Regions from separate parts of the Homo sapiens genome. Here region 2 is linked to region 1. The links are chromatin contacts, found by Hi-C in ENCODE. All regions are on one chromosome and are shown on one strand. The core of a region is the stretch at or near the end of the contact, and the rest is flanking DNA. Distances in the headings are between cores, read along the strand shown.

Region 1 (7,577 bases), core at 2,990-5,489:
CTTTGGATTACTGTGGTTTTGCATGCTAAAAAATTTAAAAGACATTTTCATTTTCTTTATATGGAAATTTATAAATTTTCCAAAAGATATAGAAAATAAACTTTTAGTATATCTTTGGCATTATTTTTATTAACATCAGTATATTTTGAAAATAAATGATGTATTTCAAAAGATGAACCTGGAAGTAGGAAGGCCTTGATACCAGGGAGGAGGCTGCAGGCTGAGCATGGAGCAGAGTGACTCTGCCAAGCCAATCCCATGTCCCACAATTGAACAACGTTTCACTGTCTCATGTCTTACTGACCCACTCATTTGAGGCTGAACTTTTTTGGTACCTTTACCCACTCATTTGGGAGTTCTGCCAATGCCCAGATAGAAGGATGCTTCAGAGCAAATCGGGGTCTGCCTCACTGAGTCTTGCTTTGTGCCTGCTCTGACAGGTAGCAGGACAACACACCCTGTGTTGACCCTCCAGACTGGGCAGGAACCTCAGTCCAGGTCTGCCATTGACCGGCTGTGACCCTCGTGGGCAACACTAACTGACTCAGAGTCTCTTTAGTCTATTCCAGAGTGGGTTCCTTGAATGCCTTGAAGGAACATCACTTACCTACTAAATTATAATAAAAATGTCCTCAAATTAAATATGTCTTCTTCACTAGTGCTTGAAGATGTCTTTTGACCCCCCCAGAGTTAAACATTGGATGCCAATGATATGCTGAAAATTACTAACTTTTGCTTTTCCAGGAGAACCACCATATCTCATCAGATCTAAGATGTCACCAGTTGACTGCAATTCACATTTTGATTTTTAGAAATAAATGTGAAAAAAATGTAGATCTTAGAAACACTGCAATGTGGTAGAATAGTTGGCAAAATAGCAATTTTCTTGTTGGGGGGTGATGAAATGCTTCAGCTACACTGTGTTCAGATTCTCCTGATGTTATCCTGGGACTTATATCATCTGCTTCTTTATGGATCCACTTAATATTTCATTCAATGAATACAGATTTACTGAAAATATTTTCTCAAAATATTAAAAAAAATCTTGGCGCTTTGGTGAACACACGTAGAAAACCTGCCTCCTTAAAGTTCTTGAAATAAAGAAAGTACATATGAGATAGATTCTTTGCTAAGCACTTCTGAGTTACAATGAGTTATTTCTTGATAACCAATGAACAATAGCGACATTATTAAACGTTTGTTCTGCAAAAGGCAGTAAAAAGGACTATGGGGTAAACTCTTTTGACGTAACTTGGTGACCAGATCCTTAGGTTCTTTTGCATATTAGTGGTCTGAGGAGCATGTTAGGAGACTGACAAAAATAGTCTCAATTAAACGCTATTCTCTTCCTTCAAGAAAAGCTTTCTTGCTCAGCAGTATTACTGGACAGCATGGCTTTGGTGCTTAAAGCCTTCCTGTTCTCACTGGAAAATTGGAGTCAGTGTCTTAGGCACCACCATGCTGCGGCACCCTCACGCCTAATGATCACATCAGACTGTACAGGCTTCAACCACTTTAAACAATTTCCTTTGTCTCCCCTTCCTTTTCTGTAAATTTTTTTGTTGTTTCGTTGTTATGGGTAGTGACAGTTTCTGGTTTCTTTCATTTGCCAACGGTTTCCTTTACCACAGCCTCTATTCCTCCTGCTGGAAGCCTGGCACCATTGGAAGCTGGAATAAAAACCACAACTGAATAGCCTGGCACTTACTTTAACAGTCATTTCCAACCACAGATTAATACTGTTACTGGATTTGACTAACGGCTCTCAATCAGCCCAACTGTCATCACTTGAGAACATGCTAGCCAGTGAAAGCCAAAAAGGAAAATATAAGCAAATTCAAATTATGGTATAATTTTTCTGATTGCTCATCTTTTGAATCCAAGGGTATCTATCTCTCTAAATATCTTCTTCTGGGTTCTCCTTAATAATATGTTTAATGTATATATAGATCAGGAGATAATACACCACCTGGCTGCAACTAGTGGGGAGGCTGAAGTCAGGAGGGAAGGGTTGCCACAGGCACTGGCTAGCACAAGAGAGCACGCCGCTCAGCTGCCCATGGAACGTATATGTATCCTGCACCTTGCTCTGCCCACCTTTGGCAACGGCACTGGAAACAGCTGGTGTTAAGTGTGCTAAGTAGCCAGCATCAAAGTGCAAATGGAAGGGGGCCCTCATGGAGGTTCTGTGTTGATAACAGTGATGTTCAATGCTAGCCTATCATAAACAGGAACCAGGTTTTTCTCTTTATCATTTACTTTGACATAGTAGACTTCAGGTCCAGTGCAGCTGATAGGATTTTTCAATAGATACAAAAGAAGGATGGTATAGCACATTATACGGTATATGACTGGCTTAATGAAAATAAGAGTCTATCCCAACTTGGAGCTTCCCGTATCAACAAAAACTCCATTTTCTATGACTGAAGGCTTTGACAACTCTTACTAATCCCAGCTTTTGGTCCTGACAGAATCTAACCTACAGATACAGGGAAAAGAATTTGGATGACTATTACTTTCTGACTGACGACTTCTGGGTCTACTCTGGGTATTTCACACACATTTAATCCCAATCTTCCTCCTTAAAAATGTATTGAATGACATTCATTTAATACACCCCTGGAGGGAAAATAAAGTAGAAAAATCTTTCTGGAGGGCAATTTGGCTCCACGTATCAAAGGGCTCAGGGTTTTGAATATGCTTTGTATCACTATTCCACTTCCGGGAGTTAGTCCTAAAGGAATAATCATGAGAATGAAAAAAACTTTACTTACACCAATGTGCATCACAGCTTTCCTTAAAGTCTTGCAAATTTCATTCACTCAACCAATATTTACTACATGCCTACTATGTACCAGGGAATATTTAAATACAAATAAATAAGATCCAGATATATTTTTATATAAGAAAAGCAGATTACAAAAAAGCATGATCTAATTTTACAAGAAAATTAAAATGTTATAATGCATAGGAAAAACAGTTGAAAGATAACTATTAAACCATTAGTAATGGTCATCTCTTGGTCACTGGTTTATGGTTTATTTTTCTTTCCTCTTTCTTTTCCTATTTTTATTTTTAAAGTAAGTATCTTGTAAAGAGCCATTTTGACACTACGTAAATCTCTTGATGAAATTTCCACTCAGTAGTTTTAGCATCATCCATTGATGATTTTCTAACTCCATCATTCACTCTGTTATTATTGATTGTCAGTCTACTGTAAGACAAAGCTCTCTTTTCTCCCACTTTATTTATATCAGCATGGACTCATGGATTTTAATTTTATTCAGGAGGTTATAATCCTTTACTATAATTATGTATTTTGATGCCCAAATTGTTTTATATTTGTCCAGTGGCTCCTTCAAGCTAAATTCTGTGCCTTTCTGGTATGTTCCCATATTTTTTGAGCATTTTCTTACTTTCTGGTATAACAAGATACTATAGACTTATACTCTTTACTCGTATTTTAAAAGCTCTACAACAACCATGTATATTTTTGTTAAATGAAAGAACATAATACATACTATTTAAAAAATAATCTTACATAAGATGCATACATTATACAGATTTTTATAAGATTTTTAAAAAACAGTCCAGATTGCTGATCCTACATGGTTCAGGAATATTAGAACAAATGGGCCTTCTGAGCTCCACCTGAGATGGGAGAGGATAGCACCTGTCTTACAAACCAATATGAAAGGAAATTATGTCTAGTGAGATCATTAAATGCATAAGTCATTGCTCTTTACTTGACTAAAACCAGTGAGCCGGCCACACAGCCTTAGATAAGAAAGGTAACAGTTAAAGTACATTCTGTTCGATTAATTAATGTCTCACAGCCAAATGTCTCTGTCTTGCCCCTTAGAAAACTGCATAGAAGAATGGTGAGACACCATCATTTTCATCTGAGTGACTGAGTTTCTTCCTGCTGACTGTTTGGAGTTCCCCTGTGAGCTGGCGTAAGGTACTTCTTCCTGTGGCTCAGAGTAAGACTCTGAGAGCCTTGGGGACTGCCCTCTGGATTCTGTGAGGAACTATGGAAAACAAGGGAAGACCAAGTAGGAGCCCCCAACTCCTCCTTGTGGAGGAGTCAGCTGACCCCACGCCTTGACCCCAGAGCCCTGCATAGTTTCTTTAATCTTATTAGATGGGTTTCCTTAAACTCACTTTCATGCTCAGCCTTTTGCCAGACTCTAGGACCAGCTCTGGCCTTTGTGGTGACTGTGGTGGGATATAGGGGGAGAGATATAAGGAGCACTACAATGATTAGTCATCACTTCACTATTGAGTCATTTGGCCATGCCGCCCAGCCCACTGTGACCTCAGTTCATGCTGTGTACCCCACGCTTGAGGTTCTGTCTAGAATCCCAGTACTCCAGGTCCTTGGACTTTTTTGATTCTGAATTCTTCTAATGTCTTCTGTTACCTCTGAGAAGAAGCCATCCTTTATCCTGTTCTAGAAAAGTGATACACCAAGGTAATTTAACATTATGAACAGGAAGTTCAGTGGCTAAGTTTCACTGAACATGTACAATGCAAAAAGACAAAAGTGAAGTGCTTTATACATACTGTTTAACCTCAGATCAATGCTATGTGGGGGATATATATTAATATCCTCATTTTACAATTGAGGAAACTGAGGTTGAGGGATGGTTAATGATAACTCATCATCATTGAGCTAAGAAGTGATAGAGACAACTAGATGCTCCAAAGCTGGCTCTCATGACCACTTCACTACATCGCATCGTTTGGCTATGACTACGGAACTGCTAGTGGACTTGAGACTCAGGCTGAAAAAAGAATTTTTTTTTTTTTTTTTGAGACAGGGTCTACCTCTGTCACCAAAGCTGGAATACAGTTGTGTGATCACAGCTCAATGCAGCCTTGACCTCCTGAGCTCAGGTGATCCTCCCACTTCAGCCTCCAAGGTAGCTGGGACTATAGGCATGTACCACCACACCTGACTAATTTTTTGTAGAGACAGGGTTTGGCCATGTTGCCCAGGATGGTCTCGAACTCCTGGACTCAAGTGATCTGCTTGCCTTGGCCTCCCAAAGTGTTGGGATTACAGGCTTGAGCCACCACGCCCGGCCAAATCCCGGGTTTTAAAAAATACAAATGAACTAATGGGAATAACACTGGTAAGCCTGATGTTGAGACCAAGTAGTATTCTTCAGTTGGTTCTAAGAAAAGAAAGAGGTGATCCAGAGGAGTCTGTAAGTCCATGAAGAACTTGGAACAGGTTTGCCATTATAGCACGCTTCAGCAGCTCATTCACTCATTCAGCACATTTGGAGTCTGTGATGTGCTTATCACTATGCTGAGTGTAGGGAACACAGAAATAAGACTGACGTGGTCCCTGCCCTTGTGAGGCTTACAGTTTAGGGAGAAAGAAAATCATTAAATAAGTGGTAAGTGTTATGAAGAAAATAAGATATGCTGGTGGAGAATAATAGAAAAAGCCTCTTTAAGGAGGTGACATTTAACCTAAAGGATGAAACAGAGGAGGCAGGCCTGCTGAGGTCTATTCACTTTCTTTTCATCTTTGGTTGTAGCTAGAATTTTTGAGTACTCTTCAAGGGAGCTTTATGACTTGGGTTCTGTTAAACAAGTCAACCACGATTTTTAATCCATGTGCTTTATCACGAATGGTTTCCTTCACCCTGTTCAAAACATCACAAATATGATATAAATGGGACACTTACTATTCAGTCTAAAACTGTTCTCATTTATTTACTTATTAAATACAGAAAAATCCCTTTAGAATCAGGGATAAGAGGAAAGGTCTTTGTGTTTCGCAAAGTTCATCCAAGTGTACTATTTGTTTCTTCCCCATGGAATTGTCATATCAGCTTTAGGAAAGATGATGAAAGAAAAGAAATGGGCCCAGAGGGACCTAAGGAAACCAGGCCAAACTTGCTGTTCACGTGGACCCTTACAGGGAGAATGGAAGGCAAAAGCAGAGAACTGGGTCCAATTTTCTTTCTCAGTGCTATCTGTGCAGTGGTCAGATGTGGCACTCACAACCAAAAGGCTTTTGAAACAGCACTGGTGAGTCCTGACCTACCTTCTTCAAATTTCTGAAAATGATACATTTTATTATCTCATGAGTAGAGATACTGGAGATTACTCTTAAGGCAGGAAGGGGAGACCTAGGGTCCCTTTCTTTGCTATAATTAACTGCATTTTCTCTGGGAGAACAGAAGCTCCCCATGGATATATGGGGTTGGGACAAGTGGCTATTTACAGCTAAGAAGGGAATATTTTTGAGGTTTAGAGAATTCAAATCACGATTACTATCTCATGTTCAAAGACTGAAATAAAAATGGCTGTGTACTCTCTTCATGGAGCAATTTGATGTTCTGAGGCCCTCTACTCCCTGGCTTCTGGAAATCTATTTTTCCCTCCATCACAATATTTCCTTTAACTACTGAATAATTAACCCTAGTGACTAACCTAGTCTCATAGGAAGAAGGCTTGTGAAATCTGCTCCTGATGCATGTAATAAGTGTAGAAGGACACATTAAGTAATGTGTACAGTCTGGGAAGGCCAAAATTCCTTTCCCAAGGCCTGGTCCACCCTGAAAAAGAGGAAGGAAAGCTCATACTTTAATTATTGGAGCAGGTATTCCACTGGTTCACACATTACCAGGACCTTAGAGGTTTCTTCTATCATACAGAAGGAACCTGGATCAGCACACTCGCCTACTCTTCTTTGTCTGCCAGTGGAACTCCACAACAACTGACCGAAGCTGTCACCACCCCAGGCTGCCAATGTGGGCCTCCAGATTGTGAGGCCACAGGGTCAGATATGGGGCCTGGCGCTGCACTGACAGTGCTGCATGTCCAAAGAGGCAAGCAGCCAGGCAGAGCCCTCTCTGTTACAGCTTGGCCACCTGTCTGAGAGGGAAGACAAATCCCATTTCATCGGGTTTGGCATGGAAAGCAAATTGTTCACCCCCACACGCAAAAGCTCTTGAGTGGCAGAAGGAAAAGTACACACCCCAGGTGCGAATATAAAAGCGGGTCTCTTTGGGATGAACCTTCTGGTTAATTTGGTTTGGAGTCTATGGTGTTTTCACTCAGCTCTCATCAGTTTTTAAGCCGTATTACAGCTCCCAGGCTTTTAGGATAATTCTCTTAATGAAGTAATGAAATGCCAAAGAAATGGCATCACAGGGCTTTGCCCTTTCCTGCTTTTTAAAGGCCATCAAAACCATCATTCCCTAACATACCCACACAGGAAAAAAGATGAGGCTTATCTTGTTTTTAAGCTATTGTGTTGCCAGCATTTCCATCGTACAAGAAAGATAAGTAAATGCTTGCAAAATAAAGTCTGACCCAAGCTTCACCTGATATGCAGTTTCTATCTTGCTGAGTGCACATGATAATAAGATTTCCAAGCAGCATTAGAAACCATGGTTCAATCCAGAAGTGTGCTCCTGCAACCCGGGGAGGGGGCTCCTGATGACTTCACAGTGAAGCCACCGTCACAAACAGGATTTCCTAAAGAGGTCTTAGGGTGAGGAAGAAGCTTCATTCTAACTTTGGCTCTGCCATCTGGGCAGCACTGCTGCTCC
Region 2 (7,577 bases), core at 2,457-4,956, 2.9 Mb after region 1:
AGAGGGACATTTGGAATGTCCTTAGGTTTTGTCAGTTTTCAAAGAAAGGCTGATATAAACATTTGCATACAGGTTTTTATGTGGACTTTTTATTTCTCTTATATAAATACCTAGGAGTGGGATGATGGCTATGTGGTAAATTTATAAGAAACTGCAACACTGTTTTCCAAAGTAGTTCTGTCATTTCGTATTTCTATCAGCAATGTATGAGAATTCCAGTTGCTTGGCAGAACTTGATAATGTGAGATAAAAAAAATTAGGCTGGGCACGGTGGCTCACACCTATAATATCAGTATTTTGGGAGGCCAAGGTGGGAGAACTGCTTGGGTCTAGGAGTTTGAGTTCAGCGTGGGCAACATCAGTTTGCAATCATTACAAACATATTAGAATAGCTAACATATTGGCTAACATTCTAAATGTCCCTCTACTGGGGGGTAGATCATTAGAATGTTAGCCATTCTAAATATGTTTGTAATGGTATCTCATTGTTTTAATTTGAATTTCTCTGATGACTAAGGATGTTGAACATGTTTTCATGTATTGATTTGCCATCTGTATATTATTTACTTTGGTGAAATGTCTGTAACTTTTACTCCTTTAAAGAAATGGGTTGCCTGTATTCTTATTGATTTGAGAGAGTTCTTGATATATATTCCGAATACTAGTCATTTATCAGATACATAGTTTGCACGTATTTCTCTTCATTCTGTGGCTTTTCTTTTCATTTTCCTAACAGTATCTTTCAAAGAGAAGAAGTATTTAGTTCTGATAAATTCAATTTACCAATTTTTTTCCTCCTAGCAAAAAATTTGTTTCATATGTTTATTTCTAGAGGTTTTGTCATTTCAGATTTTACTTTTAGGTGTAGGATTCATTTTGAGTTAATTTTTTTATATGGTATAAGTTATGGGTTAGGTTCGTCTTTTTTTATATGGATGCCCAGTTGTTTCAACACCATTTGTTGAAAAGAATATTCTTTCACCATCAAACTGCCTTAGTATTTTTGTCAAAAATCAATTGGCAATATATGTATGGGTTTATTTCTGGACTCCAGCCTATTCCATTGACCTATATATCTTTTTATTTTTTTCCCTAATGCTCCACTGACTTGATTGCCACAGGTTTGTATCAAGTCTTGAAATCAGATAGAGTGAGTCCTCCTAGATCAGTTTTAAGTATGAGAGTTTTCATATCTCTTTGAAACTTCAGTGAAAATGTCAAGGATGCACTTTATATAAAAGTATAGATTTCAGAACAGAGCCCTGGACTAAAGGTATAATTTCAGAATTGTTGGCCTATAGATTGTATTTGAAGTCAAGGAAATCAATGGAATCGCCTGGATAAAGAGTATATATAGAGAAAAGTGAATCTATGAAAAAGCCCCAATGAATTCTAACATTTCAATGTTAGAAGGATGAGGAGAAACCAGTAAAGGAGAGTAAGATATACTGATAAGTAAAATTGGAGAAAACCAAGAGTATTTTGGCAACACAAGGACAAAGAAAGAGGTAGTAGGTTCCAGAAGCAGAGAGTGGCCAGCTATAGTGATAGCTACCCAGGGTTAATTAGATGTTCATTAGATTAGGTGACAGAGTTATCACTGACAAAAATAGTTTTGGTGAAACAGTGTTAAAAGCCAGATTTGAATGGTATAAAGTGCAAATGGGTGGTAAGAAACCAGAGATGCCACAGGTAAACAATTGGTAAAAAGAAGTGAGGCTGCAGAAGTGAACATAAGAAGAGCATGATTGCTGGAGGGGGCTGGAGGGAGGTCACAGGCAAGACTTACCTACAGTTGGAGATCAAAGAAAAAGCTTGTGTGCTAAAGGAAATGATTCATAGAAAGAAAACAGCTGAAGATGCACGAGACAGGATAACTGAAAGTCCTTCAGAAGTTGAGATGAGATTAAATCCAGAGACTACGGGATACATCCTCTTTTTTTTTTTTTTTTTTTTTTTTTTGAGACGGAGTCTCGCTTTGTCGCCTGGGCTGGAGTGCAGTGGTGCGATCTCGGCTCACTGCAAGCTCTGCCTCCCGGGTTCACGCCATTCTCCTGCCTCAGCCTCCCAAGTAGCTGGGAGCATCCTCATTTTTAAGAAGCGGGACAAAGTAAAAGATGGTTTTAAATGCCAGAATATTTATAGATTTGATGGTGCTACGATGAGGGAGTTCGGATGGTTTTTCCCCTCAACAATGTGTCAAAGTCACCAGCCAAAAAATGAGAGGAGAGCAGAAAGCATAGACATTTTCATAAGAATGGAGAAGGAATGGGAGGTTCGGGAGAAAAAAAATGGGAGAAGAAACTTACTAGAGAAATGTAGTAGGATTACTGGACTTATAAAAGATGCCATGTGGCTAGGAGCCGTGGCTTATGCTTGTAATCCCAGAACTTTGGGGAGGCTGAGGCAGGAGGACCTTTTGAGGCCAGGAGTTTGAGATCAGACTGGGCAACATAGTGAGACCACATCTTTACTAAAGGAAAAATAAATTAACCAGGCATGGTGGTGCATCTGTATTCCTAGCTACTCGAAAGGCTGAGGCAGGAGAATTGCTTGAGCTCACGAGTTTGAGGCTGGCTGCTGTGAGCTATTATTGGACCACTGCACACCAGCCTGTGTGACAGAGCAAGATCTGTCTCAAAAAAAAAAAAAAAAAAAAAAAAAAAAGCCATGATCTTTTCAACCTGCGGAAATGAAGGGGAAGAAAAAATTCAGCCCAGCATATTCTCCTTCTTCTTTGGTTCACTTGTTAAAAATGAGGCTGTATCCCATATTCTCTGGATTTCATCTCATCTCAACTTCTGAAAGACTGGAACCTTTCAGTTATCCTGTCTCATACATCTTCAACTGTTATTTCTATGAATCACTTACTTTGGCACACAAGGTTTTCCTCTGATCTCCAACTGTAGATAATAGTGACCTGTGACCTCCCTCCAGCAATTGTGCTCTTCTTCGCTTTTGCAGCCTCCCACTTAGGAAGGAAGCTACAGGGACAAGGTTAGGCATAATTTGGAGCTTACTCACATTTTCTATGTGTAGCCATCACCACTCTTCACATTTACTCATTCATTTATGTTTAGATTTAGTTTTTATCTTTATTGATTTTTAAATTTAATTAGTTTAAACATGCAAGCTTTTTATTTTTAAGAGTTTAAGGAATTTTAGAAATTATATATTAATTTAATCATTAACTTTCTAATTAAAACATTTTTTGTCTCACTTTTCGTAATAATGAAATGAAAATGAAAGCTGCCCACTTTACTCTGCATGAAGCAAATCCTGACAGTAGGAGGAAAATTTGTTACTGCAGGAAAGCCATAAAAATTCAAATGTTTCTTAGCAGAATGTAGCATGGGGGCAATGTAAAGGGGGCCATGCCTTTTAAAAGACTGTTCCCTGCTACTTTATCTGACAGTGACACAAGTCAACCACATGTTAGGAAATTCCCTGGTCAATGAAGTGGAACATGGTAAGGCAAGATGTCACTGGCCTTCATTTTAATCCGAAATAGATAGGCCTGCTGGACAGACGCTGCTCTTACCACCTCACCGCATTCCATCTTTTCATCTTAATCATAAATAAGAACACTTAAGATCTACTTTCAACAAATTTCCAGTAAACAATGCAGTGTTACTAACTATAGTCATCCTGCTATACATTAGATCTTCAGAACTTATTCATCATCCGGTGTAACTGAAACTTTGTTAACTTTTTACATTGTGGCCTTTTCATGTGACTTCATCAACCACAAACTGACAGAGTGGCCAACCTTTCACTCCCTAGAGGTGTCACCTTTCCCAGCCGGTACAGTTATTCCCCATCTCTTTTGTTCTTGTCAACAGAGGGAGACTACCTAGAGATGAGAAGGAAGAAAGAGGTAGGGGGAAGCTTGGGCAATGCTTGTAGGCTGACACTAATGAATTAGGCTTATAAGAATCAAGGAGAGAGAATAGAAGTCCATTAAAGATCCACTTACTCTTTCAAGCCATGTCATCAAAGGCCGAATTCACAAAGAAAATAGAGATAAATTAGAGAAAGCAAAAATGTTCAACTTCAGAAGGGCAAACACCATAAAATTAAAAGGCAATCATAAAACTGGGGAAAATATTTGAGACTATATGACAAAGGGCTTACTATACGCAGAAGTTTTTCAATTAAAGTAATGAGGCTAACAACTAAAAAAAAAAGAGAGAGAAAGAGGTAAAAAAAGAAAAAGAACAAAACGACCAAGAACAGGAATATTTAAGGGAAAAAAAAGAAAAATCATATAAACAGCAAATAAATATATGACATAATGATAGCCTTCATTGGTAATCAGTAACATGTCAATTAAAATGACAATTAGCTATTTTGTTGTTGTTTGTTACGTTAATAAGCATACAAAAGATAATACATATATGACAAACACATAGGGAAGTGCTCTTACACACGCTTAATAGAATGTAAATAGGTACCAGCCTGCGGGGGGGGGGCAAATTGATAACACATATCAAAAGCTTAAAACTTTCTTGTAACTTAGAAAATTCGCCTCTAGGATTAGGGACCAATTCTAGGCAGGAGACCATTTTACCCAGGGCTGTCATTTACTTAGGGCCTCAAATTCAGACTTTAGATGTTATCTCTGAACTAGGTTATACCTAAAGTCAAAGAGATAACTGGGGAGAAAGAAAAAGAAAGACACTGATCATGTAACTTAGAATTGTGCTTGGTCACATGACCTGCAGTACACTAGAAATTAGAGACTTTCTCCTAATTCTGTAAGAGTTTTCAGAATAATGCAGTTAGAGTATATTTTACTTATTTTACCTTATATTTTCATCTTAGAAGTTTTGATTGGTTAAGAAAAACATTTAAAATGTACCACAATTGAAAATATATAGATAGGCACTTTTAATTTTTAAATGTATTTAGAGTCTCAAAAAATTGCTTGATTCCTATTTGCCCTCAGAGAGTCATTTATATTACTGAAAAACTGAAAAATGCTTACATATCTAATAGAAAATTTCATGTTGTTACCGCCATACCATGCAGATATTTAAAATGATGTTTAAAGGAATGTCCATTCACATGGGAAGGTTGTAAAAAGCAGCTTATGGGACAGTATGGACTGTATAGATGTATTTTTCTGAAAATTATATGTGACTATGCATATCAAAATAATATTTAAAATATCAGAGTGAAACTTGATATTATAGCTAATGTTTAACTGTAGCTAAGCAATTTCAAAAAGGCAAATCTGTTATTTTAGATCCTTGCTGCTAGAATAATTTTTTTTAAAGTGTGGCAGCTGGCAGATATATAAATAAGAAAACAAACCTGTGAATCAGATCACTGGGTAAAATTTCAACCCATCTTATGCATGAGGAGAAAGTAAGTGTTTTGCAGGTAGGTCTTCTAACCTGGAAACTAAAAGACTGTGAGCATCTTGTTTTCTTTCCTTTGCATTTTTATGCCTCAGCTTCTTGGACAGCGCTTGGCACATAGAAAGTGCTCAATAAATAGTTACTGAGATTACTGACAGATCTGGGAATGGCTCCAGAAGCCCTGAGTGCATGGATGGGGACCCACTGCCACCTAATAAATGAAAACTGTGTGGTTCATGGTTAATGAAATGCTGCTCTTCATCAGTTTTACCCTCTCAGTCTCTAGAGGTATAGCCAAAGGCTAAATTTTCTCTCTCTTAGATTATGTCACAGATACTCTGGGGGAGAACTCAAATACATCACTTTGTAGCTGGACAGAGGGAATTGAGACAACATATAGACGAGGAAAATACGTCAGGCTAACATTAAGCTCAGGACCACAGAAGTCCGTTAGAGGAAGAACCAATGCCATGGCAACTGAAAACCGATGTAATTTCATTTGCTATTTAATGGGCTCTTTGTGGAAAAGTGCTCTTTGTGGAAAAGGCTAATTGAGGCAAAAAATTGCACCCAATTTTCTCTTAAAGGATTTTCCCCTATTTTTTCAGTGTTGCAGAGCCTGCTTTGTCCCCATGCTGGATTTTGTCTGTTATTTTTCTGTTTGCCTTTCTACTTAATGCCCCCATCTCCTGGCCTTTGTTGCCTTTGGTATTAGTAAAATAATGTTCATCAGTTGAGAAGGCTTATTTACCCTGCTGAAAAACCTCCTCTCCTTGAATCCTGCATTTCCCTATGAATAAAGAGAGTCGGGGCAGGTTTAGGTGGCTGCTAAGCAGCATATTATTTCTACCTATTCCATTCGTAAGAGGAAAATGAAAGCTGCCCGCTTTACTCTGCATGAAGCAAATCCTGACAGTAGGAGGAAAATTTGTTACTGCAGGAAAGCCATAAAAATTCAAATGTTCCTTAGCAGAAAGTGACATGGGGGCAATGTAAAGGGGACCATGCCTTTTAAAAGACTGTTCCCTGCTACTTTATCTGACAGTGACACAAGTCAACCACATGTTAGGAAATTCCCTGGTCAATGAAGTGGAACATGGTAAGGCAAGATGTCACTGGCCTTCATTTTAATCCGAAATAGATATGCCTGCTGGACAGACGCTGCTCTTACCACCTCACCGCGTTCCATCTTTTCATCTTCTGCGTTATACATTGTAATAGCATAAATCTGACCATGTTAGACATTTGCAAACCACCCTGAGGATTTTTGCCACATCTGCTGTATTGTGAGTACCACCTGTGCAATATGAATTTAATGTTGTCATCAAATTGATATTACTTATGAAATTCAATTTTAAAGGAAACTTGATATTACTATAAAAAATTGAAACCCAAAATCCCTTGACATACACTGAGGGTAACAGTAACAGCAAATAAAAGGCAATTAAATTCTTGACCTCCATCTGCTCAGAGACCCTCTGTTCTCAGATGGCAGAAAATGACTCTAAAAGGCCGTGTCTTCTGGTCACTGCTTTTTCCAGAAGACTTGCCTCCAATCATTCTGCTCTGAGTGAGTGAACTTGAAATGAGTTTGCAGTCCCTATCTCACACCTAGTCAGTCAGCAGTTACTCCAGTCCCGTAAAGCATGTTCCACGAAAAATCATACCACACTTCAGGAAACACAACCTTAAGCAGTGCTTTCAAGTTGATAGTCTATTTAGTGGTGAAATTGTAGAAGCATCTCTTTAGAATCACGAATGAAACAACTTTTCTGCTCTCGTCACAGTCTCTTCAGCCCTGTCCTGGAGGTCCTAACTGGCACAAAGAGAAGAGAAAAATACATAATGTACGATGATTGAAAAGAAGGAAGCAAAATGGCCGTTATTTAAAACAGGATGTTTGTCTACATGGAAAATCCAAGAAAATCTACAATTAAATGGTTACAACTAGTAACTGAGTTCAGAAGAGGTAGTGCATTTAAGATCAATATACAAAAATCAATTGCATTTCTGTATACCAGAAATAAGCAGCTAGAAATTGCAATGTAAGAAAAGATATATTTATAATATCACAAGAAATTTAAGGGGCCTAGAAAATATATTTAGCAAAAGAGGTGGAAGAAATATGAAAATTGTTTAAAAGACATTAAGAAGATACCATATTCAAGGTTTATAATGAAAAATGTAGTACTAGATTATTCCTTCTTCAGAGGC

Evidence for each region. Hi-C counts contacts between places; a loop is a spot of excess contacts on that map. Pooled maps may share reads with other maps.
Region 2: a pooled map shows a loop between it and region 1 (8-fold over the local background). The contact joins two enhancer-like sites. A Hi-C loop is called at or near these places in 3 of 37 single-sample maps with no recorded cell type and 5 of 50 pooled maps.

The regions. Positions count from the first base shown.
Region 1 is chr7:92,638,097-92,645,673 of GRCh38, forward strand. The region is part of intron 5 of CDK6 (cyclin dependent kinase 6); the gene reads right to left. LOC112268009 (a long non-coding RNA gene) reads right to left here. Exons shown (of 2, transcript XR_002956577.2): 1 at 4,165-7,577; 2 at 110-4,031. Among named protein-coding and RNA genes, the nearest start is that of FAM133B, 51 kb to the left of the region's middle. RefSeq lists an enhancer at 3,995-4,044. Within about 2 kb of position 4,240, at least 9 of the 41 ENCODE cell types and tissues checked have a DNase peak (open chromatin) inside an H3K27ac peak, as active enhancers do.
Region 2 is chr7:95,497,930-95,505,506 of GRCh38, forward strand. All of the region lies in intron 2 of ASB4 (ankyrin repeat and SOCS box containing 4), which reads left to right. Among named protein-coding and RNA genes, the nearest start is that of ASB4, 16 kb to the left of the region's middle. RefSeq lists a silencer at 2,828-3,122 and an enhancer at 3,421-3,470. Within about 2 kb of position 3,707, at least 2 of the 41 ENCODE cell types and tissues checked have a DNase peak (open chromatin) inside an H3K27ac peak, as active enhancers do.